2 separate regions of the Homo sapiens genome follow, and region 2 is linked to region 1. A link is an interaction called in ENCODE POLR2A ChIA-PET data of the cell type or tissue named here. Cell type or tissue: OCI-LY7. All regions are shown on one strand. Links, peaks and the distances in the headings refer to the core of each region. The heading gives the core; the rest is flanking DNA.

Region 1 (12,568 bases), core at 4,197-12,196:
AGATCACTTTCAAAAGTTTATACACCCCTTCAATCATATAAGCATGAGTATGTTTTCCTACTAGCAAGTAAGGAAAGGCAGTAAGATTTTTCTTTTTTCTCTTTCTGATACGAGATGTATGTGTAAGGGCTTGTAAAGTCAAAGACTGGAGCTAATAGAGTAACTACAAATTTTAATTTTAAAAAAGTCAATAGAAAAAAACGAAAAATTCATAAATAGACAATTCACAAAAAAACTCATTTTCATAGGAATATGTTCATGATATAGTGTTAAATGGGAGGAAAGTGTGATTTTCTATTTTTTATTTTTATTTTTGAGAAAGGGTTTCACTTTCGTTGCCCAGGCTGCAGTGCAGTGGTGCAGTCTCAGCTCACCACTGCAACCTCCGCCTCCCAGGCTCAAGCGATTCTCCCGCCTCAGCTTCCCAAGTAGCTGGCACCATAGGTGCACGCCACCGCACCCAGCTGTTTTGTATTTTTTTGAAGAGACAAGGTTTCACCATGTTGCCCAGGCTGGTCTCGAACTTCTGGGCTCAAGCCATCCTCCCGCCTTGGCCTCCCAAAGTGCTGGGATTACAGGTGTGAGCAATTGTGCTCAGCTTGAAAGTGTGATATATATATATGATATATATGATATATATGATATATATGATATATATGATATATATGATATATATATGATATATATATATATAAAAAAATATTTTTTTTTTTTGAGACAGAGTTTCACTCTGTTGCCCAGGCTGGAGTGCAGTGGCAAGATCTCAGCTCACTGCAACCTTCGCCTCCCAGGTTCAAGCCATTCTCCTGCCTCGGCCTCCCAAGTAGGTGGGACTACAAGCATGCACCACTGCATCCAGCTCATTTTTGCATTTTTAGTAGAGATAGGGTCTCACCATGTTGGCCAGGCTGGTCTTGAACTCCTGGCCTCAGGTGATCCACCCACCTTGGCCTCCCAAAGTGCTGGGATTACAGGCGTGAGCCACCATGCCCAGCCAAAAGAGTGATACATTTTTTAAAGTAATTTTTAGACACCAGAATGTTTAGCAGTAATGACTCTGGGATTTCAAGCATTATTTATCAACTGCTATACCATGGGCCATGACTAATCGGAACAAGGCACCAACTCTTAGATCAGCACCAGGGGTCTGAAACCACCAGGAAGACACACCAATCAATACCATATTACAGTGATTTCTGTAACAGTCTATGCTGTCCTATATTTTCCAGGTTTTCTGTAATGAACATGTATTAATTTTATACTTTAAAAGGCAGTAACTTTTTAAGCTAATGTAAAAGTAAAATTTCTTAACTTCCTTTTTTTAAATGAACAGGCCTATAGAGTAATTATAAATTACTTTTCCTGAAAGTTATGAATTATCAATTTAAGCTTTATAAGCTATAAACACCTGTACGCCACTTAACCTGGAGAGGCATTTATTTAGACAAATATAATTTTTAATGTACTAAATTTATGTTTGCACAGTTTCAAATTTTGCTATAAACAAGGCTATGAAATAAGAAAAAAACTAGCATTGCTTAATTCCTCCCCACTCCTTGCCAAGAAATATTTAGAAAAGTAAGTAGATACCTTTACAAAAAGGAACTGGGAGGAGGAGAGGACAACACAAAACCCAAATTCATAGAATACAAGTTTTCAAATTTCTTAAAAGTCGTATTTCTTTGCATCCTATTCTGAAACAATACTGTCCTCATTTAACTTCTTAATACTATATTAAGACTAAATTGTACAAGGCAAGGGACTTCCAAGCTTCTCCCTCCCTGGCAAAATGTCATTTTCTAAACCAAGGATGAGATACCCCACTTTTAACTCTCCCAAACATTGAAGCACATGTAAGCAATTAAGGTGAAATCCTCACCTGACATGATAGGACCTCTCTCTTATACCTCCAGGATTGTACCCAGAAACCCACATTTGTATTTTCTTGACCTCAATTCCCTGGCCACAGTTAACTGGCCAAATAAGCATAGGTTTTATTCAAAGTCACTCTCCGCAGCTGCCTCCTAATAAGAAAGTCAATCTATTTTTAACTCTATTCACTATTCTTCACTATTCTATGCCTCTTGCTAAGCTCTGGTATCAAGAGTTGCCTTCTGTGATGATCATTGTTAACATCCGCCTTAATGAATCCTTGACATCTGAGTACAAATTTCACAGCAGCATCCTTACTCACAATAGCAGCTTCCTCAGATAGCTTTAGTCAATTCACAACTTCTGAACATGATAAAAGCATCTTTTACTGGCTGTGAAGTTCTTCAATATCCTTGTAATTACCATCTTCTTTCAATAAGGCAACTATTATCAATTTGGCCCGAATAGTAGCCAAACTGATTCACACACACACACACACACACACACACACACACACACACTTCTCTCTCTCAATCCAAAGTAGAAGTAAATGTTCCATCTAAACCACAAGCATCTTTCTATTCTAGTGCAATATAAGTGAAAAGATGGTGAAGTGACTTTACCCTCGTCTTTATAGTGACAGGACTTTTCCAATATGCTTTGTACCATTAGCTTCCTGTAGGCTTAGGTCTTGCCCTAGCTTCATCTTGCTGTTGTCCTTTTTCAAATCTTTCTAATCACATTCAATTTCACTTCTAGAGGTTTTTCTTGTTGCCAAGTCCGTCTTCCAATTATCCATTTTTGTAAAATGTCACGTGGGTTTATCCCTGGGAGTTAAAGAGGTGACACAACCCACACAGCTGTTGCCTGAGAGTAACTGACAGTAGATGTGCAGTGATCAAGAGCGAAGTGACAAAACTGGTCATGACCATGATGCTCCTGTTATGTCCAGATGTGTAGACTGAAGAGCTGGCAGAGAAGTCTGTATTTTATACAATTGCTCACAGTTAATACATCATGGTGACTGAAATCTGAACTGTGTTGTTGGCAGCCAGGTGTTATTTAACTAAACTGTGGTAAAAACGAATTTATGTATGTTAGAAACCTGCAAAGACTGCCCATAGGTTCAATAAAGAATACAAGGGCTGGGTGCAGTGGCTTAGGCCTGTAATCCCAGCACTTTGGGAGGCCGAGGTGGGTGGACCACCTGATGCTGGGAGTTTGAGGCCAGCCTGATGAACATGGAGAAACCCCATCTCTACTGAAAATACAAAATTAGTCGGGTGTGGTGGCGCATGCCTGTAATCCCAGCTACTCAGGAGGCTGAGGCAGGAGAATCGCTTGAACTCGGGAGGCAGAGGTTGTGGTGAGCCAAGATTGCGCCATTGCACTCCAGCCTGGGCAACAAGAGTGAAACTCCGTCTCAAAAAAAAAAGAATACAAACAGGAGAGAAAGGACACAGAGATCTCAGTGGTAAGAGGTTACTTTATAAAGACAAAGAAGTTCCAGACTGATATAATGAGGAAAGACATAAAGTTTGAGAACCTGAGCAAGTCAGGGTGTCTGTGGCCCATTCTCATAAATCTTAAAGAATTACAAAGAAAACGAAATTCGTTTTCTATTTCTCACTAAAATGATTCCTGCCCCTGCCCCTCCCCCTTCCTTCCTCCCCACGTTTTTGTTTTTGAGACAGAGTCTCATTCTGTTGCCCAGGCTGGAGTACAGTGGCGTGATCTCGGCTCACTGCAACCTCTGCCTCCCGGGTTCAAGTGATTCTTGTGCCTCAGCCTCCCGAGTAGCTGGGGTTACAGGTGCTCACCACCGCGCCTGGCAAATTTTGTATTTTTAGTAGAGATGGTGGGGGGCGGGGGGGCAAGCAAACTAAAAATGCAGTGAAATTATTAACTCTATAATTTTTTTAAAAAAATTCTGATCCCAAATTTCCAGCGTGGACCACGAGAACACTGTCACCTTTGGAATTACTCCATTTAGAGAAACACTGAACCCCAAAAATGACAGTAAGATCAACAGTGTTACACTGATCTCTGCCACTACATTCTTCTGATGAAGAGCCTTTTGGGGCCTTTCCACCAACAAACCCCAAAACAATATTACTTATGAGAAGACTAAGTTAGAAGCAATCCACATCTATACAATTACCCAGCAGAAACATTAGCATTAATTATCTTAATTGTCAGGCCTGTGAAAAGACTTGGCACACAGTTACCTCCATATTTAGAATTTCTACATCATTCCAAAAATAAATACAAGATTTCACCTTCATAGTTAGCGGTTCTCCCTCAGGAACCTAACAGACAGCATTAGTGGGCTTATCTCTCTAATCTTACAATTTTGCCAGCCTGGGTGGGTGTCTATTTCTAGTAATACTAGGGAAAAAAAGCCTCTTGCCAATCCCACAGCACATTCCACTGTAACCTTTCACAGCATTTAAAGGCTTACAAAAACCTCTTTTTCTAATTTCCTTTAAGGCTATACTCTTGGGGGTAAAAGCTGAAGTTCAGGGGAATGAATGACATTGATTTTTACTCCACAGGTGTGGACCTGGTGAAATGTCCTTAGTAACATGAATCAAATGCTTAAAAAAATTCAGAGAATGGCAAACCTGACAAAAAGTTCAGTCAAAAAAGTGAGGAACTCTGTAACTTTGCTTTAGAGACTGAAAAGAACACTCAGTGTTTCATTTCTTAGATATTTTCAAATGGTAATTTTTCAGCTATGGGCTGAGTCCACTGCTGGAACTACTACCATTAAACTCATCTCAGAGTTGGTGTGAGTCTCTGTCCTTTTCACATGCTATTTAAGAAACCACACAAACTATGGTATTGCATATCTGACTCTATTTAAGACACACACACACACCCTTTTACATGAGGTTCTCAGTAATGCAGAGATTAGTAAGAGCTACACATAGGAGTGGTCACCATATTGGACAACATATCTAGCAGGCATGCTCAAAATAATGTGCAACGGATATTCAATGCTGCATCACTTATAAAGCAAAATATCGGAAACTACAAACGTCCATCCATAGGAACTGGCTAAATAAAATTAAGGTATAATCCCTAAAAGAGAACACTAAGCAGCCACCAAAAAAAAAAAATAGTTCTATATGCTCTGATATAGGCAAATACTTCAAAATTTTTCAAGTAAAAAGCAGAACACTGTGTATAGTATGCAACCACTTGTGCATAAAAATGTACGTATACATAATACAGTTAATGGTGGCTGCCTGTTTGGAGAGTAACTGTGATTAGAAGGCAAAGGTGGGGAGATTTACTTTTCACTGTATTTTTATCTTGTTGTGCCTTTTGATTTTGTACTCTTATTTATTACCTATTGGGATACTTAATGCTGACTCAAAACTCGACCAAGGCAAGCCAAGGACAATTTTGAGAAAAGGAGTCAGTGAATGAAGTCTGAACTGCCCAACGGCTCTGCAACACAACCTCCATGGTGGACATAATGGCATCAGGACATTTTAGCCTGAGAACTTTGAACATTTTCTAGAACAATCTCCTCTTGTTCCAACTCCAGGCTTTGCAAGCTCATGTGCCTTCCACATGGACCTGCCTACCACAAGCTTGTTTCACAGCCCCTAATAATCCAAACTATGTACGCAGCTTAGCAATTCAGGTTTTTATCGTTTTTAAAGGCCTGTTCTTAGTGAAAACAAAACAAAATAAGGACACCAAAAACAAGTTTCCAAGTCTGCAAAGCTGAAAGTCAGATACTAGACTGTGGCAAATCCAGCAAGGTAGTATTACTCTTTGAGACACGTTTAGGAAGGCAACCAAGTAGCTTCCCCTAAAGATAGTGCTTTCTTTCAATATGTATGTTAATAATGGCATAGCTACAAGGACAGTTCCTATTTTTTCTAATATTTCCCCCACCTCGTTGTATTAAGTTACTATTCTCTCGTTAACACTATTTTTGGCTTTCTATCTGCCACCATGGAAGAGGATGACAAGTTTGCTCTAAATTCTCCTGCAGATTACTGTTATTCATTGAGGGCCTACTATGAGGTAAGCACTACTCTAGGCGCCAAGAGAAATTCAAAAAGCAAATAAAACAATCTGGGTGAGCATAAAAGAAATCTGGATGAGGGGGAAAATCTGTACAAACTCAGAGGTACAAGGGCACGGAACACAGGAGCAGGCAAGGTCCTGATTAGATCTATGTAATCAGGTGTTGTTCTGCCACTTCTCTCCACAATATCACCATTCCCCTAGGCCCTCAATGGCCTTTAGCCACCTCCACTTTTTTTTTTTTTTTTTTTTTTTTTTTTTTTTTGAGACTGAGTTTCACTCTTGTTGCCCAGGCTGGAGTGCAGTGGCGCGATCTTGGCTCACCGCAACCTCCGCCTCCCGGGTTCAAGCGATTCTCCTGCCTCAGCCTTCCTGAGTAGCTGGGATTACAGGCATGCGCCACCATACCTGGCTAATTTTGTATTTTTAATAGAGATGGGGTTTCTCCACGTTGGTCAGGCTCGTCTTGAACTCCTGACCTCAGATGATTCGCCCGCCTTGGCCTCCCAAAGTGCTGGGATTACAGGCATGAGCCACCGTGCCCGGCCTAGCCACCTCAAATTTTTGGCTGGCCTCTGCCTTCTCACCGCATAGGCAGTCTGGAGGAATTGCTGCATCCTCTCCTTCCTCTTTTCCCTTGTGAGCTCCATGATATCCTTCCCAGCAGGAACAAATGGGATGCTGCATAACTGGCAGATATCTCCCGCCTTGTACCTTAACTAGAATTCCCCAAATTGGAGTCCCATATCATTCAACTTTTGCTGTAAGTTGAGTAAAGGGAATTTTCTGTACCTAGCTCATGAAAGATGCTTAGTCAGTATCTGCTCTGCACCCACAATAGGCAAGAATTGGAAAAATCTGAATTGTTGTAATGACGATTTCTATTAAATCTTATGTTTTGTATAACTCCAATTTTATGGGTTTTAAATGTGTTATCTGGAGGGAAAACAAGATTGGTCAAATACACAGAGAAAACACTGGGTTATACCAAGTTAAATGAGTTTCTTTACTGTAGGATTACTGATGGTACGTTTTTACTTCTATTTATTTTCTTATTTTTTGAGACAGGATTCGGCTCTGGAGTGGTGGTGTGGTCTTGGTTCACTGCAGACTCCGCCTCCTGGGCTCAAGTGATCCTCCCATTTCAGCCTCCTGAGTAGTTCAGACTACAGGCGTACACCACCATACCCAGCTAATTTTTCTATTTTTTTGTAGAGATAGGGTTTTGCTATGTTGCCCAGGCTGGTCTCGAACTCCTGGGCTCAAGCGATCTGCCCACCTCAGCTTCCCAAAGTGCTGGGCTTACAGGTGTGAGCCACTGCACCTGGCTTGATGATACACTTAATAAGTTAAAATGAACCTCAAATGAGAATACTGGGGGACTATTATGTAAAGCATTTCTCATATAATCTTTTGACTTTTTTTCACAGAGGATCTTCTAGGCCCTAATTGCTTCTCTGTAAGATGACTTACCTCATAGGTTAATATGAGGGTTGAATAGGTTAAGACACGTAAAATGCTTAGAACGATGCTAGGCATACAATAACCACTCAAGCAGAGTTAACTATGATTACCACTACATTCCCTCATGCTGATATTAAACACTACTCCCAGAAACATGAAATGAGAAAATTTTTACTTATGGAACAAGTCCTCTCTCTGCCTGAGAGGAATTGTTTTAAGGCAACAAATAATAGACAAAATTTACAGAAATAATCAATATACATAACATGCTTATCAATAAGAAACATATCTTATATACGCACAAAGTTTAAAAGGCTCTTAGGAGAAAAGTCTGGAGTACTCTGAAGGCTAAGGTAGCAAATACTATGTGCCAGTGACTACAGATATAGTCATAGTACGTACATGACTAGCACATATGAACAAAGTTTAATGAAAAAACCTAAGAAACGCATAGATAAGTGAATATTACCTTGAATAACAACCCAAATATTATTTGCTAATCACTATAAAACAACTGGGAAACCCATTACATGTTCATATATGTATGTAGGCTTTCTCGGGCACATTGGCCCATGCCTATAATCCCAGTACTTCGGGCAGCTGACGCTCCAGGAGGATCACTTGAGGCCAGAAGTTTGAGACCAGCCTGAGCGACATAGAGAAATCCTGTCTCTATAAAATATTTAAAAATTAGCCAGGTGTGGTGGTGTGCACCTGTAGTCTTAGCTACTCAGGAGGCCGGGGCAGGAGGATTACTTAAGCCCAGGAGTTTGAGAGTGTGCAGTGAGCTATGATCATCCCACTGCACTCTAGCCTGGGCCACAGAGCAAGACTCTGTCTCTTTGGGAAAAAAAAAAAAAAAAGTAGTTGTTGCCATATTTTGTTTAAGAGGTGTTAGAGGTATTTGGTTGAATTTATCTCCCAGATGTGTCACAATCTGAAATTTGCTTAAACAAATTCTACAAAGGTAATATGCATCTTACACAGAGATACAGTTCTTAAGTGAGATCTATTATAATTTATACAAGAATTTTATATAAATTTATACAGGAATTTCTGTCTAGTCATCTGGGCTGGTTTTAGAACTACACAAAATTTTCTCAGAACTGAGAAATGGCCAAGTACAGAGGCTCAAGTCTGTAATTCCAGCACTTTGGGAAGCCGAGGTGGGAGAATCACTTGAGCTCAGGAGTTCGAAACCAGCCTGGGTAACATAGTGAGATCCTGTCTCTACAAAAAAAAATTTTTTTTAATTAGCTGGGCATAACGGCACAGTCCTGTAGTCCCAACTACTCAGGAGGCTAAGGCGGGAGGTTGGGGGGTTGGGGCTGGAGTGAGCCATGATTATGCCACTGCACTCTAGCCTGGGTGACAGTGAGACCCTGTCTCAAAAAGGAGAAAGAACTGAGAAATGATTAGAAAGAAAAAACTAAGCTATGAAGAATTAAATGGGTTAGTGGAACTAAATTTTAAGGGAAAAAGTGTACATTTTATAAAAGTCAACTTCCCAGCTAACCCTGTAACACTGATGGTTAATTTTTCTGGTTTTAAAATACCAGGATTCCAAAGCTATAAGCTCACAACAAATCACTGCTTCTATAATCCAGTTTCTTCCCTTTATTTTATGAGCTATTTATTACAAATAACCTGGTAATCCTCACAGTAAAAAATTTTAGGACTGGGGCCAGCAAACTATGGCACAGGCCACATACAGCTTGCTGCCTGTTTTGTATAGCAGATGGCCAAGAATGGGTTTTTAAATTTTTAAAGGGTTGTAAAATAAAATGAAGAATATGCGACAGAGACCTTATGTGAAATGAAAAGCCTAAAATATTTCCTACTTGGTCCTTTATGGAAAAGCTTGCTGACCCTGCTCTAGAATAATATTTATTATAGCTTACAGAGTAATTTCAGACAATTCTTATCAATGAGAGGTTCATGGTCAATTACCAAAATCCACAGTAATTAAGAATAGAGTAGCTTTATAAAAATATTTGTTCTCTTCATCCACACCACCTAGTTCCAATAACCAATAATTTCTTAGAATGCTAGCATAAAACCCAGCAAAACCCAGCACATGAAGGAAGCTTAAATATCAAACTTGCACTGGCTGAACAATAGTGCTTGTTGTAATGTCAGCCCACACAAAGTGGTGGTGTAGCCTGGAAACAGAAAACCCTTTTCTCTCATGGGAATTCAGACCAACTGATAAGTGAAATAAGCTCCAACCATTTTCTCATATTGCACACCCCCCATATTTCACTTAGCCAAAATAAATAAAATAATTCTCCTTTGATTTCTCTGAAGTCTACCACAGGTAAGATAAATATATCTAAAAATCTCTAATGTGTTTTCTGATTGAGTTTTCTTACAGAGAGTTCTCAAAGTACTCAAAAGAAAGCAAACTCAATACTCACTCCAGAGCAGGTCTCAGAACTCTGACCTTTAATGCCTCTAATATTCTATTTAACTCCACAAATGGTTCCTTCTGACTTGGGTCTACAGAAAGACCAGATTCCTGGAAAAAGAAAGAAAGAAAGAACTTTTGTTAGCAGTAATCAGGGTAAGGAGCTAGTGGTAAAAGTATATTCTAGATTGTAAAATATGGGGCAAGCCATTAAAGATAATTCCCTATAGTAGAGACTGATGACTGCCCCCTAGTACATTCTTCCCCTCTTTTCCATAGTAGAATCCCCAAATTTCAGCAGGGTACATAAGCAAATGGAATAAAGCTGGGTATGGCTTTGTAAGACGTTAAGTTCTGACCAATGAAACATAAATATGCACTCTGCCCCTTTCTGGGATACAAAGGTATGGCTGGAGCTTTGGCTGCTATCCTGGACTCTGAAGACAGGAGACACCCTGGGAATAACAGAGGTACAAGGTGCTAAGTCCCTAAGAGTTTCACAATGCAGAGCTACCAAACATGCTGTGGACGTCTTACTACCGATTTCTGTGCAAGAAAAAAATTTCACTTTTGCTTAAGCCACTGTAATTGTGGGTCTTTTGTTACTTAAAAGCAAACAATCCTCAATGACAGTTTACTGCAGGAAATTACATGGACACATACACAAAATCCCTGTAAGGTACAGAGAAAAACCGAGTTATCATTTATCTGAATTGTTTAAAATAGAAAAGGCTTAGATTAGAGGTTTGGTTTACAGACTGATTTTAAACTAATTCTTTCGGTCCTTCATGTTTCCAAACAAAAATGCAACAGCACATGGTGGCTTAGAACGGAGTGTGAAGACATATGAATCAGGGACTGAATCCCAGTTCTTTCACAAAGAACCTGTTAAGGCCTCGGGCAACTTACTTCTCCAGACCTTAGATTTTTCATCTGTAGAATGGAAACAATAATTTTTACTTCATGGGATTGCAGCAAGGAATAAAGGCAGGGCTTGGCTTAAGGTAAGCACTCAATATATGGCAGCTACTACTATTATGACTACATGGTATTGGTAAACTGTTGTAGAGTTCTAACTCATGTGTGATAGAAATAAAAGACAAATGCTGCTAATGCGAAGTAAAAAATTTTAGCTGGAAATTCATTTGATAAAATCGTTTAAGCTGGGCTAGAACAGAAGAACAAACATCAATGTTTTTGTCCCTTTCCTCTTGTCTGCTATACTAACCTTCTATATCAAAAATGGACATGAAGAAAGAATATCGCTTTTGCGCCCTTTGATTCATGAACTGGGACTAACCTTCTGGGACAGGAACAAGAAAAAAATGATCTGGATAACAAGTTCTAGAACTATAATTTTTGCCACTTAAAAAATTCCCCAAAATACTCCTAGTAAAATGAGGTCATCTCTGATAATTTAAATATTAAAAATCTATCTATAGCTAGAGGAAGACTCAAAACCCCACCCTGCAAATACTATAAACTCCAAGGAGTTCCCTTGTTTCTTTTTCATATCCTCCCAGTTGGCACACTGTTACCTGACAGAGCTCCTCAGCCACATCCAGCATTCCTTGTCGAAAGAAGTGCTCCACCATCACCTCATTGAGAAGCCTTTGGCTGTCTGCCTGCCAGCAGCCATCTATTCCCACACTGCTAATGTCAGAATCAAAATTCTGGGGAAAAGAAAGAGAAAGGGAATCATAAATAGATTATTTTCACCCCACTTAACAGGAAAAAAATGGTCTTTGTTTCAGTCTGAGATACCCCAATAAGAACCCAACTGCAATTTATAGCGTCCCAAAGGAAGGAATTTTTCCACTGCTCCTTTCTAAAACTTGTCATGCTAGAAGAGTAAATAGGTATATTTTTAGATAATGTTTTTTTAAAGTAGATTTAATAATGGTGTCCATGAATAAAATAAAATCAAGCGAATGAACTGATTTCTAGGCATTATATGCAGCAATATTTTTAGAGGAATGCAATGATGACCTGTAAAAGCATGCCCACTGCAGCACTGTCTATAATGGGAGGGGAAAAAAGGAGAAAACACATATGCCTATCAACATAATAATCCATGGCACATCCCAACAACTGCAGTATTGAGGCTGAAAGTGGTTGTGGGGGCATGGCCAACTAGTTAAGAGAGTGGTTTATCTACACCTCTGGGTTTGCCTTTGAGCTATACATGCATGGTCCTGACTCTAAACAGCATACTACAGATTTTGAAAACTGAACTAGGGAATAGACCTAATTCCTAGGTCCCATATTGGCTACCAGGTGTTACACACACAGGACAAATCTAAATAACTGTAATGGCTTTAGAAACAAAACTAACACTGAAACTACAACCCAGAAAAGACTGGTTAGAACTTGTGGCCTGAATCCAACAAGGTTGATTGCCTGCTAAAACAAAAATACCAACACTCTCCACAGAACTTAAACAAGACCCAGAGTACTATAATACATATTCAAAATGTTCAAGATACTGCAAAATTACTTGGCATACAAAGAACCAAGAAAATCTCAACTCACATGGAAAAAGATGATCAACAGACACCAATGCCAACATGACAGAGATGCTGGAACCATCCAAAACTTTAGGGCAGTTATTATAAAAATACAAACAATCTTGAAACAAAGGGAGAGACTTAGCAAGGAAAAAGCTGATAGAGTAACCAAAATAAAAAATTCATTGGATGAATTTTTCAACAGCAGAAGCAAAGTGGCAGTGCAAAAAGTCAGTGAAAATCAATAGAATTCATCCAATCTGAACACCAG
Region 2 (14,393 bases), core at 5,660-13,659, 550 kb after region 1:
GTCAGCCATCCCACTTCAGTCCATCTTTGGATGCTGAGGCTCTGGTTGCCAGTCCTTATCTCTACACCTGTCCCTGGTCTAGAGGAGAAACGAAGGTGCTCTGAGGCCCCTGTAACAGAGACCCTTGTCATCCATATTTGCAATAAAGACATCATGGAGGCTGTGCAAAAGTATCCTTCTCCCCAACTTCTGCAGGCACCATTTCCATCTCACTACCCAGAGGTACATCAGAGAGCAGGAGCCAGGCAGGTGACAAAGATGTGGAAGGCTTCTAAGTGGTTGGCTTTGCCGTCTCAGAAGTGCGAAGAAATGAAAATCCATCAAAACAGAATGCCATTCCATGTTTCAGGCTTTTACCTCACCTCAAATCAAATGTCTGTTCTTTATTTATTGGTCCCATAAGTAGACACGCACTTGGACTTCTGGTTTTAGAACATTCTATTGTTATCCTTTCTCCTTTTAATAAACACACACTAGTTTCGAGGAATCTCCCTAATAATCCTGGCCTGACATGCTGCAGAACTTCAATTTCATAATTTTACTAACAACAGAGGAATTTCATCTTATTATTACCAACTACCACATTAAAGGATCTGAAACAGTAATTCATGCATAATTCTATTTAATAATGGTTTTCAAAGTACTTTGCTGTTTGAAAATGCTTCCCAGATGATTCTGATCGGAGAGTTGGGAACCACTGCCCTAGACTGTAACCACTCAATTGAACTTTACTCAGTGCTGCTTCCCTGCCCACTTCAAGTAAACAATGCTTAACTTTTTCGTTTCTAAAACAACTGAGATTACTTTCTCCCCCTTAGTTTCTACAATGATTGTTGAAAATTTGTGGGAAAAGTTTATCCTTACAAATGAAAACATGAAATCTGAAGTGGATAAACTAACTTTTAAGAAATACATATCCTTACTCAGTAAGCTGAGGCAGGAGGACCACTTGAGCCCAGGAGTGCGAGGCTTCAATGAGCTATGATTGCACCACTGCACTCCAGCCTGGGCAACAGAGCAAAACTCCTGTCTCTAGAAAAAATAAATACCTATCTTTCAAAACTTGCATAAAAAGCCCTTGTCTTCACTTGTACAGCCTCTTCTGTTTCATGAATGAGCATGCTGAAGGGCTATTTACTCTCCTATGAAAAAATGTTGTTACAGTAAATGACAAGTGTTATGAACACAATGAACCTGGTGTGTTAGATGTTAAGTGTGCTGCCACCCCATGTGAACCTCCAAGTGAAACTGCTCACATAACTGTTTTTTTGCTGCATGCAAACCTGCTAATACAAAGCGGGCTCCTGACTTAAGGACAGCCAATCCCTACTCTAGACAATGACCCAACCAGACCTAGTATAAAAAGGTAGTCTGGCCCAGTTAAATTCCCTTGGCAATTGGAGACTAGCAGCAGGAGCTGAAGGTCATCATGTAGAAAAGAACCTCAAAGGTGCAAGTTAAAGTTATTACAAAGGAACAGAAACTGTAAGTATGCAAAAGCTGTGTAGAGAAGTTGGTGAATAGAGAGAATGGAGTTAACAATGCAAAAAGAAGCAAGTCACATGCATGCAGAGCCCAAGCCTAAACATCCACCTTCCCCTGCTGAGGAGCACCACCCAATTTCTACTCTTCCTGAGGCTGGGAGGTGATTTCTGAGTGGGAGATGGGGTTGGTGAGGTGGTTCCTGAATTCCCTGGCACATATCCTTGAAATAATGTCACATTGCTTGAGCTAACTTGTAGCTTTTGAGTCTTTTTATGTTTGTCCCACTTGAGATTCCTTGCAACTAAAAGAGCATAACTGAAACAACTAGTTAAGCCAATACCATTTGTTAAAAATAATGCACCATTCTAAATTTCTGTTTCCCTAACCAAATCTGGCAAAGTCTGATCCATTAAGTTTTAAAACTTTTCTAAGTTTAATGTTGTCACTGTATGTTTACGTATTCATTGGTACAATTTACATCAAGTTTTGTACTTATCCATTTTTGCAAAGATATGTACACAAAGATACATATCCAATAACTGAGAAACAAGTGAAACTTCTGATCTATACTTTCAGGTTTGTTCGATCATGATACTTCTGATAAGGATCATCAACGTACCAGTTTCGCCTCTTCCAGAAGGACGTCGTCATTTTATCTAAGAGTTTACTCTGGGTTTTATTGCAGAATACAAATTCCCTCAATCGCTTCTTCCTTGCAGGTGTCTTTTTCCATAATTTTTTCTTATAGCCAGCCTGTCAGATATTACAAAGAAATGTAAAACATCATACTATGTATGAAACAACAGGTATCTTCACAACTCAAGGTTTATAGACCCAATAAGAACAAAAACCAGACTTCCATAGGGGCTGGACTATTTCTTGGAAAGATGTGATTCTCAATGGCCGGGGGAAGGGAGGGTGGCGGGGAGGGGGATGGAGAAAGCATGTGTAGTTTAAAAAAGAATTAGTAATAAATCATATTTTAGAAAAAAATTATTTAAATTAAACTCACAGAAAATAAAACTAAATGTGTGTGGCTGGGAAAGTACAAGATAATGACAGAATTATAATCACTAACTTAACAGGTATGATCTTACTATCTCTTCAGCAATCTTTAACAACATACTATTATTCTATTTTACATCTTTAAAAAAAGAAACCATTGATTAGAGAAGTAGCAGACAGAGGTCTGAGGGCTAATAAGAGTTCTTTTTTTGTTTCATTTTGAGACAGGGTCTCACTCTGTCACCCAGGCTGGAGTGCAGTGGCATGATCACGGTCACTGCAGCCTCTACCTCCTGGGCTCAAGTGATCCTCCTGCCTCAGCCTCTCGTATAGCTGGGACCACAAGTGTGCACCACCATACCCAGCTACTTTTTAAATTTTTGTAGAGATAAGGTCTCACCATCTTGCCCAGGCTAATAAGAGTTCTTAACCACTGTCTTTCCTAATGTAGAGGAGGATGGAGTGCAGGCGAGGTAACAACATTAATATTTATTAAGGAGGCTGAGTATTACAAGAGCTGAGAAGCACAGTTCTCAAATATATTGCTTCATTTATTATTTTCACACACAAGGGACCAATTTTTATAGGAAGTACTTTTCTAAGGAATTATGAATATGGTAAGACTATTATTAGGAGTGGTGAAGGAATGGTTAACCCACATATTTAACCCAGAACTTTCATATACACCCATACAGGTATTATTCATTTTGAAGAATTTATTTTTAAAGACAGGAAAGGAAAATTTGATTGATTATAAAAACTATAATCATAGCCTGTTTAAACTAGAAGGGATCTTAGGTGCCATCCAGCTTAATTAACATCTGGCTAAAACCACACGGTGAGCCCTTGGGTCCTTTCAAGCCAAGGGCTCTTTATGGCACAATACCAACTGAACAAAACCATGGCTCTTTGCCGAGAATGTGCCTTGCATTTCTGACATGTCTTAGTATCATCACTGTGACCATCAACTTCTATAAGGACAGTGATGAAATAAGGAAAGGTTATTTAAGAGTTCTGGTTTTAGAATGCTAGAGGTTAGATTTTTGCTACTCACTGCTTACAATTTTAAATGCAAACATTTAAAGCCAAATCTCCACATTTGTGTAATAATTTCATAGTTTGCAGGCCAAACTGGGTTACTATGGATCTCTGACGTACAAACACCTAATTTATTGCCCTGCTCATTACCACCAGTATCCTTTAAAGATTATTCACAGAATGGAACCACTATGAAAATGCTTGAAATTTTTTAGACAATCTCTAGATTCAAAAATGGAAGGAGGGAATGAACAATAAATACCAAGGACTGCTGGATGAAACCGTGTCATGGAAAATACTTTGTTTTACACATTAGTTTGAATTCATCTACCCAGATTTTTTTTTTCTCTGAAAATTAGATTTTGAAGAGGCAGGGCATTCTATACAGGGTATACTTTCGGGAGCCCTGAACTGAAGCTAGGTATTATGACTGGAGAGTATGATCGGGTCCTTTACAGTAACATGAGGGCCCCAGAGCCCAGTAAGAGGGACATGGAAAGGAAGGCAAGGAAACCCACCCATTTCATTTTACCTAGGGCTAGAAGAGGACCTGGAAATAACTGGTATAAAAACCAAAGGGTGGGGCTAGGCGTCACGGCCCATGCCTGTAATCCCAGCACTTTGGGAGGCCGAGACAGGTGGATCACTTAAGGTCAGGAGTTCAAGACCAGCCTGGCCAACATGGTGAAAACCCGTCTCTACTAAAAATACAAAAATTAGCCTGGCATGGTGGTGCATGCCTGTAATCCCAGCTACTCGGAAGGCTGAGGCAGGAGAATGGCCTGAACCCGTGAGGCAGAGGTCACAGTGAGCCAAGATTGTGCCACTGCACTCTAGCCTGGGCGATAGAGTGACACTTTGTCTCAAAAAAAGAAAAAAAAAAAAACACATACACACAAAAGGGAAGAAATGTTTCCAGTGGTCTCAAATTCACAAAACTCAGAACATTAGACCTTTAGTTTAGCTGCTTTATGGATTATATGAGCTTCTGCTGACTGGTGTAGGAAACTACCCACCACAGTGTTTCAATAGAGAAATGAGCTGAGAGTTCCAACCAACCCATTTATCTACTAATTTAGTACTGTTTATAAAACGGGAGAATCCTTTCAACCTTTCAAACATCAAGAAAGTTCTACCAACTATTTTATTTTTACAGGGAACCAAATTTTGATTTTTAAAGATTTAATTTCCAAGTAATGAAAGGGAATTAGGATTTGGGCAGTTACTAAATCTCAAAAATGGTTTTGCAAAACTGGTCTTAAGCTGCTTTCTTTTCATTTTTTGAGATGAAGTCTTGCTGTGTCACCTAGGCTGGAGTGCAGTGGCGTGATCTTGGCTCACTGCAGCCTCTGCCTTCCAGGTTCAAGCGACTCTCCTGCCTCAGCTTCCCAAGCAGCTGGGATTATAGGCACCTGCCACAACGCCTGACCTCAAGTGTTCTGCCCGCCTTGGCCTCCCAAAGTGCTGGGATTACAGGCATGAGCTACAGTGCCTGGCTGAATTCTGAATTCTGTTTGATTTTAATCTGCTCACACTCCTTTTTTCTTTTCTTTTTTGAGACGGAGTCTCGCTCTGTCGCCCAGGCTGGAGTGCAGTGGTTCGATCTTGGCTCACTACAACCTCCACCTCCCGGGTTCAAGCAATTATGTGCCTCAGCCTCCCGAGTAGCTGGAATTACAGGTGCCTGCCACCACGCCTAATTTTTGTATTTTTAGTAGAGATGGAGTTTCACCATGTTGGCCAAGCTGGTCTTGAACTCCTGACCTTATGATCCACCCGCCAAAGTGCTGGGATTATAGGCGTGAGCCACCACGCCCGGCCTCACATTCCTTTTTCAATTTAGTAACAGTGTGAAGACTCACCTTTCTCCTCACCCAAAGGCCACAATGAAGTCGAAGAAACCTATCGATGACAGCTTTCACGGTCTTTCTCTTGCCTTTTCTTGCACTGAAGTATGTTAGAGATCTGACTGGCAGCTTCAGGACACTTGGAAGCACGGGGGCCATTCTAAAAATATATTTTAAAATTTTTAGCTTGTAATCAGACTGATTAAAGGATTAAAATTCATTATCTATACTGAGAAATGAGTAAAGCTGCTCCAATGGACTGGAACTAACTTTTCATATACAATATTACTTCCAATGACCCATGACATTAAGCATAAATTAGAATAGCAACCATCACCAACTCGCAATCTTCTAAAACCTACCCCCTCAATCCCTGTAAAATAATTCATTCTATTATCATCGCTTTATTTCTTATCCATCTTCCCACCAGATTGCAAACTCCTTGAGGACTTCAATTTGTTTACCCTTATGTCCTTTTTGCCAAGTACAGTGCTAGGCACCCAGGGGTATTTAACTGAGTATTTGCTGACTGAATGACCAACACATGCAGCCCATCCTTATAAGCTGAGCGTCTTGTGCACCCTCCACTTTGGATGACAGCCTCCATGCAGGAAAGCACACATACAACATCAGAAGCATGCTGTGTTTGGCATTTTCCTGCTGCAGGCGCCTAGATACATGGATGTCAGTCACAGTCTCCCACTCAATCAAGCAGATGTCTACATAATTAACTGCAGGTAGGCAAAGAATACCACCTACTTCTAGGATACCCCTGCAGGCATGAATATCTTGGAAAGTTTGTCTAAGCATCATGTTTATTGAAATAGACTCTACCAGCCAGGCACAGTGGCTCACGCCTGTAATCCCAGAACTTTCCAGCTACTTAGGAGGCTGAGGCAGGAGAATTGCTTGAACCCCGGAGGTGGAGGTTGCAGTGAGCTGAGAATGCACCACTGCACTCTGGCCTGGGCAACAGAGTGAGACTCCGTCTCAAAAAAAAACAAAAAACAAAAAACAAAAAAAACCCCACAAAGAAATATACTCTACCTATTAAGGATCACTGAGGTATGCCCACATGTCAGGTTTCTCTCAGATGTGGTAAGTCTGGGAGTGGAGGAAACAACTGGTGTCTGAATATGACTAAAACGTCCAGTGGACAATGCAGAAATAAGAGAGGCATTCTTGACACAGTTGCGGTAGGTTGAAGATGCCAAAATATTCAGGGGCCGTAGGATTCCTGTAAAGATAGGAGCATATATATTTAATACTCCAAAATATGCATCCAGATATTAAAAATTAAGAGATGTATCACTGCCACCAAGTATTAAACATAATTAACGTGCCCTGAGCATCAGACTCATCTGTGAAGCTTTTACCACCTTACTAAGGTATAACCATAAATTAATTACTGATTTTATGTATATAATTCAACAATTTTTGGAAAATTTAGAGAGCTGTGCAACCATCATCACAACCAAGTCGGATGTCTGCTAGCTCTATGTCCAGTACTAAGAAAAGAGATGTGTGTAACATTTATTCCCACCTCCCAGATCTTATACTCTGGTGAGACAGAATTCCCACACACAGTACAATGGCAGGTCAGGGATGCAAGAGCATGGACCCTTCCTGGAGAGACAAGAGTGGCGACAGAAAGATTCTCGAAGAAAAGAGAAGAGGCACTTGAGTTCTCTAGAAAGTGAGCAGGCCCTTAGAAGAGGAGGAGCACATTTCAGGTAGGACGAACAACATAAGCAAAGGCATGGGGACTGAAACAAATACAGGTGACCCTTGAACAACATGGGTTTGAACTGCACAGTGCCACTTACACACAGATTTTTTTCAAAAAAAGTTACACCGAGTATGCCTGCCTTTCCAGCCTCCCCTTCTAACTCCTCCACCTCTTCTTTCTCTGCAATCGCAGAGAGAGCAAAACCAACTCCTCCTCAGCCTACTCAATGTAAAGATGATGAAGACCTTTATGATGATCCACTTCCACTTAATGAACAGTAACCTATTTCTTTTCTTATGACTTTCTTTTCTCTAGCTTGTTTTATTGTTAAGAATACAGTATATAATACATATAACATGCAGGATATATGTTTTTAAAATTCTTTTTTTGAGGCAGGGTCTTACTCTGTGGCCCAGGCTGGAATGCAGTGGCACAATCATAGCTCACTGCAGCCTTGACCTCCTGGGCTCAATCTATCTTCCCACCTCAGCCTCCTAAGTAGCTGGGACTACAGCATGTGCCACCATGCCTAATTTTTGTAGAGACAGAATTTTGCCATGTTGCCCAGCCCAATCTTGAACTCCTGGGCTCAAGTGATCCACCTGCCTCAGCCTCCCAAAGTGTTAGGATTACAGGTGTGAGCCACCGTGCCCGGCCTCAGAATATATGTTAATCAATGGTTTATGTTATTGGTAAGGCTTCTGGCCAACAGTAGGCTATTAGTAATTAAGTTTTGGAGGAGCCAAAAGTTATACTTTTTTTCAACTTGATTTTCAACTGCTTGGGGTTGACACCCCACCTGCTGTATTGTTCCAGGGTCAACTGTACATGTATGGGTTGAGGACCAGACCTGCCTCAGAGGCTGAGACTGTTCGCCTGACTATCAGAGACGCCTGGGGAGAAGTAGTGGGCAGTGGGGTGGAACAGGTCAGAAGGCAGATTTCAGAGAGCCTAGATGTGTGGTCCGGATGCAGTCCTCTTATCAGTCCTTCCCACTATGGCCAGACTAATAGTTCATGGCTGCAAATCGGAATCACTCGTGGAGCTCCGACTCCACCCATAAATTCTGACTGAAGTCCAGTTTGGGACTCAAAATTGTGTGTTAAAAAAGTTCCGCAGGATGATGAAAATGTCCTCAGAACTTAAAGTATAAAAAAAAAAATGCACTAATACAAGACTAAAAAAAAAAAAAAAAGTCCTAAAGCTGGAATGTGGTAATGGTTGTACAGCTTGCTAAATTAATAAAAAAACATAAAGCTGTACACATAAAATGGGTAATTTTATGGCATGTAAATTCTACCTCAATAAAGTTGGTTAAGAAAAATACTCCAGCCAGGCATGGTGGCTCATGCCTGTAATCCTAGCACTTTGGGAGGCCGAGGCAGGCGGATCACCTGAGATCAGGAGTTCGAGACCAGCCTGACCAACATGGAGAAACCCCGTCTCTACTGAAAATACAAAATTAGCCGGGTGTGGTGGTGTGCGCCTATAATCCCAGCTACTCAGGAGGCTGAGGCAGGAAGATCACTTGAACCTGGGAGGAAGAGGGTGCAGTGAGCCGAGACTGCAACATTGCACTCCAGCCTCGGCAACAAAAGTGAAACTCCATCTCAAAAAAAAAAAGCGAAAAATACTCCACCTGAGTCTGATGCTTGGCTGGGACTTAGAACTACTCTCCTATTTTCTACTGCACTGATTTCAGATAACAAATGAGGGGCCATGTTGATATAGAAGTGCTAGGATTTGAATGAGATGATTTGGGCTCATATTCTAGCTCTATGACTTCCTTGCTGTGTAACCAGGGGCAAGTTACTTAACCTCTCTGTGCCCCAGTTTCCTCAAATTTAAATGAAGTTAATTATGGAGAGGTAATGAGACTTGAATGAGATGAAGCATGTATAGTGCTTGGAAGGGTAGCACAGAGAAAACATTTAATGAATGCTAATGGCAGATAATAAAGAAGAGGGATACTTAGCAAAGATGATACAGGTTGAGTATTATCTGAAATGCTTGTGACCAGAAGTATTTTAGATTTTTTAAAATTTTGCATAAAGGAGATATCTTGGAGATGGGACTCAAGTCCAAACATGAAATTCATTTGTTTCATATAAATCTTACACATATAGCTTAAAGTTAATTTTATACAATATTTTAAATAATTTTGTACATGAAACAAAGTTTTGACTGCCACCGATCACGTGAGATCGGGTAAAGAATTTTCCATTTGTGGGCCGGGTGCGGTGGCTCACGCCTGTAATCCCAGCACTTTGGGAGGCCGAGGCAGGCAGATCACGAGGAGATCAGGAGGTCAAGACCATCTTGGCTAACACAGTGAAACCCCGTCTCTACTAAAAATACAAAAAAAAATTAGCTGGGCATGGTGGCAGGTGCCTGTAGTCCCAGCTACTTGGGAGGCTGAAGCAGGAGAATGGCGTGAACCTGGGAGGCAGAGCTTGCAGTGAGCTGAGATTGTGCCACTGCACTCCACCTTGAGCGACAGAGCGGGACTCCGTCTCAAAAAAAAAAAAAAAAAGAATTTCCCACTTGTGGTGTCATGTTGGTACTCAAAAAGTTTCAGATTAAAGATACCTAACCTGTATATTAATATGTGGCCATCAGTGATAACAGGGCCAGGTGTGGTAGCTCACCCCTGTAACCCCAACACTTTGGGAGGCCCCGGCGGATCACCTGAGGTCAGGAGTTTGCGACCAGCTTGGCCAACATGTGAAACCCCGTCTCTACTAAAAATAGAAATATTAGCTGGGCAGAGTGACGCGCGCCTGTAGTCCCAGCTACTCGGAGGCTGAGGTAGGAGAACTGCTTGAACTCAGGAGGCAGAGGTTGCAGTGAGCCGAGATCTTGCCACTGCACTCCAGGAGACAGAAGGAGACTCTGTCTCCACAAAAGAAAAAGAGATAACAATTTGCAACTGAAAAGGGTAGCATAAACATTGGTGCAGAAAACTGATGAGAGAGCCCTTACATAGGGCCTTGGAAATCAAATAAGTTAAATCGCAAAGAACTGAAAAGATGTGCAGATGTAATAAGGCAGGAGGTAATCTTTGGAAGATTAAGTGCATTGGAGGACTGTAGACAAGAAAATGTTCCAATTTTCACACGTCATCAGATTTTGGTATCTCTTGGTTAAAAAATTAAAACCTATGAAATTCTTTTGTTCTCAATTTTTATGAAGATCCTGAGGCTGCATAAGACATATTTATCAATTTTCCCAAAAAGCAAGCTGGGAACAATGGCTTGTTAATGTATTTGTGAAGACACAGAGTATCAGAACTCCAAGTGATCTTAGTAAGAGAGAAAAACAGATCAAAACCAACAAGATGAAATCAGGAATAAATACACTGAAGTTAGAAAAAATGGTTACGGGAACAACAGGAACTGGGATCTTGGTTGAGAGCAGTTCATGGGAAAATATGTGGGGAGGCTCTATCTACTGCGCCTTCTGGTGGATCAATCATGTGATTAAGCCTGTGAGGGAAACCTAACAGTCTAGCTTTGTTAACAAAAGTGCAGTACATCAAGGAAAGTAACTAATTTCCTTCAGTCCTCTGCCCCGTCTGGGCATTTTCATACAGACTAGTCTACTCTAAACACACTGTTGTATAGAGAATACAGATGTTTTCACAAAAGAGGTAACGCAAAACCAGAGTTTTGACAGAGTACGAAGAGACAGAGGGAATAGGACGTACAAAGGTGACGATGTACATTTGGGGAATTACAATGGCCCTATGTGGCATGAATCAAAGGAATGAATGGGGGACATGAACTGCACTGGATGGGAGTGGAGGAGACTGTGACAGTATCGAAACCAGGAGTCTTCAAGATTTCTGATCCTATGTTTCCTAAAAGAATTTTGAAAAACTACCCTTTCACAAATTCTTAATATCTAAAATATCAAATAGTTTAAATTGTTAAAAAGGCTATAATTTCCAGCATATTTAAAATACTGACATTTTAAAATAAGCTGTCACATCACTCTTTAAATTGTTTTCAGTAGAATCTAAATTAATAGTAAGTTGATAACTACCTACATCATCTATTTAAAAATTACAAGAACTATAAATTCAAGTAGATGAAAAACAACTTTTCGTCAAAGGGCACTCCAAAATAATGTAAAAAAGACAAGCCTGAGTGGGAGAAGCTAAAGGACACACACAAATGAAAAACAAAAACAAAACAAAAAATACTCTAAATAAATAAGACAAACAATCCAATAGGAAAATGGGCAAAATATTTAAGTGGATATTTCATAAAGGAAATTCAAAAGGCCAATAAAAATGTGAAACACACTATAGCTTGTTATTAATCAGAGAAATGCTTATTTAAATCTCAATGAGATACCATTACAAAGCCACCAGATTAACAAAAATTTGTAGGTCTGACAATATCTATTGACAATATCAATATCAGGTGTTGGTGAGGATGTGGGGCCTCAACAGTTTGGCAATATCAGGCAATGCTGAATATATACATATTCTCTGACCAGGCAATTCCACAGCGATTTTCACACATACCCACATCCTCAGAAACAATTGGACTCATGCGCCAGGATGAGATCAATCAGCTTTGTACATAATTGCCCCAAACTGGAAATGGAGAATTGTGGCACAGTCATATAATATTATACAGCAGGCCGGGCAGGGTGGCTCACACCCGTAATCCCAGCACTTTGGGAGGTCGAGGCGGGCGGATCACCTGAGGTCAGGAGTTCCAGACTAGCCTGACCAACATGGAGAAACCCCAACTCTACTAAAAATACAAAATTAGCTGGGCGTGGTGGCGCATGCCTGTAATCCCAGCTACTCCAAGGGAATCACTTAAACCTGGGAGGAGGAGGTTGCAGTGAGCCCAGATCGTGCCATTGCACTCCAGCCTGGGCAACAAGAGAGAAACTCCGTCTCAAAAAAAAAAAAAGAATTATATAGCAATGAGAAAGCATTACAGCTACGCAAAATGAATGAATGAATCTCACAATGTAAAAGAAGATACTAAAGCGTATATACTGTATGAACCAATTCATGTGAAGTTCAAAACCAGGCAAAACTATGTTCTTGAGATGCACATATGGATGCTAAAACTACTATAGGAAAAATAGGCAACCTAATAGTAACTATAAAAATGAGAACAGTGTTTATATCTGGGGGGGAAGTAGAGAATTTTGATACATAGGGGAGAGGAGGCTTCTGGTAGTGCACTGTTTTGACCTGAGTGTTAAACAGGTGTTTGCTTTAGAACTGTTAAATCATTCATGCATACTATATAAAATTTTCTTCATATGTATTATATTTCGCGAACACAAAAAATACTCCACATAAAAAAAGCTTTTCTCTAACGGTAAAATTTACATCGCTGCATTTTCTTGACTGATCTCGTATATTCTCCCACAAAATGTTATCCTAACAATATATTTTGTGTGAAAGTAACTTACTGAGCATCCTATGGTATTTGGATGATTTTTAACTTTTTGCAAAAAGTACTTAACGTCACGGCAACTTAATTTAGTCGCCTTTACTTCTGCTATCTCTCAGTCAAGAAGTCCTCATACCAGCCCTTGTGCCGGGGGCTGTAGTTAAAAATTAAATTAGCCTTCAAGCTTACCATGTGTCAGGCACTGCCCAAAACGCTTTACGTGCATTATCTCATTTAATCCCCAGGTAGGTGGTTATGACCCCCATTTTAGAGGTGTAGAATCTTAAGTTAGGAGACATTAATTCTCAAGGTTAAAGGTCGTGAATGGCAGGTCGTAGCCTCTAAATCAGAAAGTTAGGTGAGACTTTTTGGTTTCCCTCGCCCCCTCCGTTCCAGTTTCTCTGGCTTCTTTTCTAGGGAAAAAAAGCTGGTAAGGAAGCGGCAAATGCGTGACACACAGGCCCGCGTGAGTCCGAGTCGGGGGACTTGGTACGGGCTGCCGGTCACACCGCCCCAGAGAAAATTGGGCGCAACCTTCTTAACTTAAATAATGACCCTTTTTGCTTGTTAACCTCCAGTCTAAACGCCCATTCCATCCCGCACCAGTTTCCCCTTCTGTGAAGGCATGCATGGAGTATGTCGCTCTCCACTGACCTGAAGCTGCTCTCACTGCACCAGCAAAGGCAGAGGCAGCCATCTTCACCTTCGCCTACGGCGGCCGCTTTGGGTTTAAAAGCACAAGAGCAAAAGAGAATGAAGGGAAAGCAAGGAGGCGGAGTCAAGGAAGAGGAAAAGAACAAAGTTGTCCACTCAACATTTATTCAATGTCATCTGCCGGGTTCCGTTCTTCGCCGCTGTAAAACGACTGCCTATAGAAGGTTCTACAAAATTTCTTATTAAAAAAAATTCTTGGGGCCGGGCACGGTGGCTCACGCCTGTAATCCCAGCACTTTGGGAGGCCGCGGCGGGCGGATCACAAGGTCAGGAGTTCGAGACCAGCCTGGCCAACATGATGAAACCCCCGTCTGTACTAAAAATACAAAAAGTAGCCGGGCTTGGGAGGCTGAGGCAGGAGAATCGCTTGAAACCGGAAGGCGGAGGTTGCAGTGAGCAGAGATCGTGCCACTGAACTCCAGTCTGGGCGAAAGAGCGAAACTCCATCTCAAAAAAAAAAAAAAAATTCTTGCCGGGCGCGGTGGCTCACGCCTGTAATCCCAGCACTTTGGGCGGCCGAGGCGGGCAGATCACGAGGTCAGGAGATTGAGACCATCCTGGCTAACAGGGTGAAACCCCGTCTCTACTAAGGGGTACAAAAAATTAGCCGGGCGTGGTGGCGCGCGCCTGTAGTTCCAGCTATTCGGGAGGCTGAGGCAGGAGAATCGCTTGAACTTGGGAGGCGGTTGTTGCAGCAAGCCAAGATTGAGCCACCGCACTCCAGCCTGGGGTACAGAGCAAGATATAGGGTGTATTACCTTGGAACACTATTGTTGCCAACTTGATCTCCCACCTATGGTGGCCACTTTGAGTCCAAAAACAGGCACATACGCTAGACAAGTATATTGAAACATTCATAAAAGCTCTTTGAATTGGCAACGGGAGTCATTGCGCACTTTTTTTTTTTTTTGAGACTAGGTCTTGGTCTGTTGCGAAGGCTTGAGTGCAGTGGTGCGATCACAGCTCACTGCAGCCTCGACCTCCTAGGCTCAAGCAATCCTCCCACCTAAGCCTCCTGAGTAGCTGAGACTACAGGCACACACCTGGCTAATTTTTAAATTTTTTGTAGAGACCTAGGTCTCACTATGTTGCCCAGGGTGGTCTCAATTATTTGGTATGGAATCAAACAGGTCTCCCACCTTGGCCTCC

The links. Peaks named below come from ENCODE experiments on the same cell type or tissue, not always from the same donor. Only the 100,000 strongest peaks of a DNase experiment are listed, where the experiment ranks them.
Region 2: POLR2A ChIA-PET joins it to region 1 with 10 read pairs; 2 of 35 experiments call an interaction of 5 or more read pairs at or near these places.

The regions. Positions count from the first base shown.
Region 1 is chr2:86,750,791-86,763,358 of GRCh38, reverse strand. RMND5A (required for meiotic nuclear division 5 homolog A) reads right to left here. Exons shown (of 9, transcript NM_022780.4): 3 at 11,329-11,463; 4 at 9,801-9,901. Among named protein-coding and RNA genes, the nearest start is that of CD8A, 34 kb to the left of the region's middle. In OCI-LY7, for the core only: no CTCF peak of the experiment used is centred there; no DNase peak of the experiment used is centred there.
Region 2 is chr2:86,198,325-86,212,717 of GRCh38, reverse strand. It overlaps MRPL35 (mitochondrial ribosomal protein L35), which reads right to left and starts at 13,261. Exons shown (of 4, transcript NM_016622.4): 1 at 13,185-13,261; 2 at 6,423-6,612; 3 at 5,391-5,535; 4 at 1-2,238. The coding sequence starts at 13,227. The coding sequence ends at 2,050. RefSeq lists an enhancer at 13,173-13,442. In OCI-LY7, for the core only: no CTCF peak of the experiment used is centred there; DNase peaks (open chromatin) are centred at 12,307, 12,734 and 13,267; H3K4me3 peaks cover 4,506 bases; H3K27ac peaks cover 3,348 bases.